2 separate regions of the Homo sapiens genome follow, and region 1 is linked to region 2. The links are chromatin loops, found by intact Hi-C in ENCODE. Cell type or tissue: CD4-positive, alpha-beta T cell. All regions are shown on one strand.

The links. Peaks named below come from ENCODE experiments on the same cell type or tissue, not always from the same donor. Only the 100,000 strongest peaks of a DNase experiment are listed, where the experiment ranks them.
Region 1: it touches region 2 in a loop (3-fold over the local background); 13 of 110 quality-filtered maps call a loop at or near these places.

What each region holds. Positions count from the first base shown.
Region 1 is chr14:23,057,143-23,059,642 of GRCh38, reverse strand. It overlaps CDH24 (cadherin 24), which reads left to right and starts at 2,123. Exons shown (of 13, transcript NM_144985.4): 1 at 2,123-2,240. It overlaps ACIN1 (apoptotic chromatin condensation inducer 1), which reads left to right. Exons shown (of 19, transcript NM_001386863.1): 19 at 169-1,079. The coding sequence ends at 495. It overlaps LOC105370705 (collagen alpha-2(I) chain-like), which reads right to left and starts at 1,983. Exons shown (of 2, transcript NR_169511.1): 1 at 1,601-1,983; 2 at 994-1,358. RefSeq lists silencers at 1,894-2,043, 2,124-2,243. In CD4-positive, alpha-beta T cell, CTCF peaks have their summits at 1,241 and 1,440 (motif pointing right); DNase peaks (open chromatin) are centred at 415, 796, 1,432 and 2,072; H3K4me3 peaks cover 1,206 bases.
Region 2 is chr14:22,569,107-22,571,606 of GRCh38, reverse strand. The region is part of intron 2 of DAD1 (defender against cell death 1); the gene reads left to right. Among named protein-coding and RNA genes, the nearest start is that of LINC02332, 13 kb to the right of the region's middle. RefSeq lists an enhancer at 591-1,313. In CD4-positive, alpha-beta T cell, CTCF peaks have their summits at 959 and 1,166; a DNase peak (open chromatin) is centred at 1,146; H3K4me3 peaks cover 1,394 bases; H3K27ac peaks cover 1,710 bases.

The DNA of each region.
Region 1 (2,500 bases), 490 kb before region 2:
GGAGGGAGAGAGGTGCTCTAAGAAAGACAGGATGCAGTTGTTGAGCCCCCAACCCCTTCCTGTTTAACTGAAAAGCTGACCCTGAGCTAGGAGGCAGGGTCCAGGCACAAATGGAGGCTGTGACCAGGACTGAGCTGCCTATTCTCTGCCTTTCCTACCTGGCTACAGATCGTTCAGAAAGAGGCAGAGCGGGCCGAACGGGCCAAGGAGCGGGAGAAGCGGCGAAAGGAGCAAGAAGAAGAAGAGCAAAAGGAGCGGGAGAAGGAAGCCGAGCGGGAACGGAACCGACAGCTGGAGCGAGAGAAACGTCGGGAGCACAGTCGGGAGAGGGACAGGGAGAGAGAGAGAGAAAGGGAGCGGGACAGGGGGGACCGAGATCGGGATAGGGAAAGGGACCGAGAACGAGGCAGGGAAAGGGATCGCAGGGACACCAAGCGCCACAGCAGAAGCCGGAGTCGGAGCACACCTGTGCGGGACCGGGGTGGGCGCCGCTAGCTGGGAAAACACTAGAGCTGCAGGTACCAGCCACTCGGCCCCAGGGGGTTATGGCCACAGAGGGATAGGCACAGTCTCCACCACCCTGGAGCCAAGGGTCTTTCACATCACCTATCCCTACATACATACCAAATGGAAAAGTGGCCATCCTTTTCCCCCCAAACACACCCCCTTAACCTATCTCTTGGGACTTAGCCCGACCCTCCCTCTCATTTCCCATTAAGTCTGAGAGGCAAGAGCTAGGTTAGGCAAGGAGGTGGTTGGCCAGAGATGGGGAACAGCCAGGTGCCCCAGTCCTCTGATTTTTCCTCCATCCTGCTTACCACCTCCCTGGGTACTTACAGCCTTCTCTTGGGAACAGCCGGGGCCAGGACTGGGTCACCTATGAGCTGAATCAGCATCTCCTCCTGAGTCCCAGGGCCCCTGCAGTTCCCAGTCTCTTCTGTCCTGCAGCCCTTGCCTCTTTCCCACAGGTTCCACTTTATATCCACCTTTTCCTTTTGTTCAATTTTTATTTTTATTTTTTTTATTATTAAATGATGTGGTCTATGGAAAAAAAAATAAAAATCTGACTTAGTTTTAAACTGTGTGAGTGGCTTTCTTTGGGCAGGTTAAGAAGCCACTGTGGATATCTGAGCGTGGACATCTGAGGATATCTGGAGTAGGAGTTGCTCTCATTCCATGTGTTCCTTTAGGCTGACTGCTTCCTGCTTATTGAACTTCCCACGTCTTTTATCCCCTGCCTTGGCCCTGACCAACCCAAAGCTGTGGACCTTCCTCATTCGGGAAGGCATGGAGCAACCTGTGTCCGTGGCGGCACCCCAGCAGGGCTAGGAGGGTGGGTCCTCTTCTGGTTCCTGGTCCTGTGCACGGTTAAATTAGGGGTTTGGTCACCTGCCTGCCACCTTGGTGCCTCCCACAACTACCACCAGGGGGCGGCAGCTCCTCGCTCTGTTGGCCCCTGTAACCGAGCTTCCCAAGAAGGGTTCCACTGCCCGCCTCCGACCTCCCGCCGATGTCGTGCCTCTGTTCCCGACCCGCTCCCTGGGCCCGGGCCTCGGACTCTCTGGACCCTTCTGCCGTCCTTAAGTGTCCCCCAGCTGACCTGCTACCGTGCTTTGCATGGGCTCTCAAAACGCCGCCGCCTTGCAGCTGGGATTCCATCCACACCAGTCCCAAAAGCCAGCCGGGAACCGGGAGCCCGGAGCCGGGTCTCTCCGCAGTGGGCTCCGAATTCCCCACCTCACCGCGCGCTCGCCCGTTTTCCGCTGCGGGCGGGGACTGGCAGCTTCGCGCTCCCGGGTGCACCCGCCCCGCCAGCTCTTCGGAAATGGCCTGGCGCCGTGGCCTGGACGTCCTCCCGCCCGAGTGCCCTGCCGGGCGCTGCGGGCCCGGTCCGGGAGGGGCGCCGCATCTGTATGCGCCCCGCAGCCCAGGAGCGCCGAGGGGGCGGACGCGCGGCGCCGCCTCCGCCCCCGCCCCCGCCGCGCGGGCCCGGCTGGCCGGGGAGGGTCGGAGGCTGGGCTCTCCTCTCCCGCGCGGCGCGGAGCCGCCTCGCTCCTCCGCAGGCGGAGTCTTCTTCCCCCGCCCCCTCCGTCTCGCTCCCTTGTTCTCGCCGGGGCCGCTCAGACCTGCAGCGGAGCCGCGGCGCCCGCTCCAATCGGCTCGGGGCTGTGCCCCCGGGACCCGGCGACGGGGGCGGGCGGGGGCGCTTCCCGCCGGCCTGGGCCCCTCGGCAGTGCCAGGTAAGGGCGCCTGCCCCGGAGCAGGGGTCGGGAATCCGCGGAGGGGTAGGAGGGGGCCCGCAGCCTGCGGGGGTCTTCGGAGGGGTGCGCTCCGTGGCTGGGAGCCCGCTGCCGGCTCCCTTCTCCCGCGCTCTGCCTCTTTCCCTTCTCCCCTCGCACCTCTCTCCCTCTTTCTTCTCTCGATTTCTCTTCACCCTTCCTTCTCTGCCTGTTTGCCTTCCTTATCCCTTCCCTCTGTCTCCCCAACCCTTCCCTCTCCC
Region 2 (2,500 bases):
TTACAACTAATGTATCTATCCAGGTGATCAAGAAAGACTCAATATTTTTTATTTTTTAGACTATACAAATGAAAATACAAAAGCAAAAATTCTCCCAGTGAGCTTCTGACCCCCAGAAATCCATGCACACCTGAAATGATCAGTTTTTGTTGTGTAGGTGGCGGCATATTTTTGAATGAATCCATGACAGAAAGAAGCTCAGTGGATTTCAGTATTTAAAAATGTATATACTTTAGTTTTTTCCATGTTTGTTCTTCTGTGTTTCTTTGTGAAATTCTTTTTTTTTTTTTTTTGAGACAGAGTCTTACTGTCTTGCCCAGGCTAGAGTGCAGTGGTGCAGTCTTGGCTCACTGCAACCCTGCCTCCCGGGTTCAAGCAATTCTCCTGCCGCAGCCTCCCCGAGTAGCTGGGACTACAGGCACTTGCCCGGCTAGTTTTTGTATTTTTAGTAGAGATGGGGTTTCACTCTGTTGGCTAGGCTGGTGTTGAACTCCTGTCCTCGTGATCCACTCGCCTTGGCCTCCCAAAGTGCTGGGATTACAGGCGTGAGCCACTGCACCTGGCCTGTGAAACTCTTTTTTAAAAAAAAAAAAAAAAATCTCAGTCCATCTCAGGTGTTCTGAAGGGTAATGAGGAAAAGAAGGACAGAACTGTATTGGATCACAGTTTGAGAATTAAAGTTCCTGATGAATTGGGCCCTGGGTCAGAAGGAAGGGTGAACTGGGCCCAAAGGGACAAAACCTTGCTTGAAAATGTGCTCAGCTCCCAGGGAGATAGTTGCCAAATGCCTGTGCCTTGTTAGCATTGTTTTGTTTTTATAATGGAGACCATTCTCTCACAAGTCTTAAAAAATTCAGTGTTTGATCCTAGCTGGAACAAGGGGGCTACAGGGTTGGGCAGAACATTTTAAACTCTGACTGGCAGCACTGTTTACAAACATGAAATTATGTTGGCTTTTCGAATTCAGTTAAAGTATAGTAATCTAGAAAATTACCTCGGGAAGGGGAACTTGATGTTATTCTGTGGGCTTTGCTGCCACCTAGTGGATGGTATGTTTCATGTGTTGAGCGGCTACTACAAAACATGAGGAGTTGAGTTTGGGGGAAGAAGCTACTGATACCTGTGTTAAAAAACCTAGTTTCTTTCCAGTCATTGGGGGGCAGCAGAGGTCCAGGAGGGTTTAGATGCTGGGTTGGGGGTTGCTTTACATTCTGGCCAGAAGTGGGCAATGTCGAGTTAGGAACAAAAGGGCATAGAACCCTAAAGTGGCCCTAGATTTTGTTGTGTGGGGGAAGACCAAGACTGTGCACATAGACCCGCAGGTTTCCCGTTTGATTTCTTTTTTTCACCTCCTTAGTTTGAGAGCTTCTTTTTTTGGTTTGTTCTACGTCTTTTATTCTCAATGGTGACCTCCCACGCAATAATCTTTAATTTTTTGTTGGTGGAGGGGCCCATTTAGTTTTTATTTCATTTTCTCTTTGATATTTCCACCTTATATTGAATTAGGTCCTGCCGCCAAATAAGCTCTCTCAGAGGGAACTGTCCTACATTTGTAGGAAATCTGAGGTAGTCACATCATAACTTTTTTCAACTCATTTTTCTCTGTTTAGAAGGTGAGATTAATTATATATTTTTTTATGTGCTGGGGTCTCGCTACGTTGCCCAAGCTGGGAACTCCCTGGGGTCAAGTGATCCTCCTGCCTGAGGCTTCTGTGTAGCTGGACCTACAGGTGTGTCACAGTGCCTGGCTCTGAGATTAGTTCTTTACCTTTCATTCTTAAAACTTTGAATCTACTTATTTTATTTGCTAAAAAGTGCTAATTGATGACTTTACTTGTTTATTGAACTCTATTTTATATTTGGTGTATTTAAGGCTACCAAAGAAAAAAGAATATCGAAATAGATTTATATTTATGAATTTCATTGCTGCCCTAACTTACTGCCTTATTTTCTCCATCCTCCCAGCTTGGATGACTCCTATTCCAAGTCATTCCCACCCCTCAGGTTGCATAGGAGCCCTTAGTCTACTGCATTCCTCCAGTGCTGCACTTATCACATTGTTATGAAACTATTCATTCACTTTCTTCTCTCTCCCACTGGACTCAATTGTGAACAGTAACAGTGTGTGTTTGTTGAATGAGTGTATGAATGAATAAACCTTTTTTTTTTTTTTTGAGACGGAGTCTCGCTTTGTTGTCCAGGCTGTAGTGCAGTGGCATGATCTTGGCTCACTATAACCTCCGCCTCCTGGGTTTAAGCAGTTCTCCTGCCTCAGCCTCTTGAGTAGCTGGGACTACAAGTGTGTGCTCCCACGCCTGGCTAATTTTTGTATTTTTAGGAGAGACATGGTTTCACCATGTTGGCCAGTATGGTCTCTATCTTTTGACTTTGTGATCTGCCTACCTTAGCCTCCCAAAGTGCTGGAATTACAGGCATGAGCCACTGTGCCCGGCCAAATAAACACTTTTTAACTGCAAGAAAAAGTTATGTTATTAAGTTA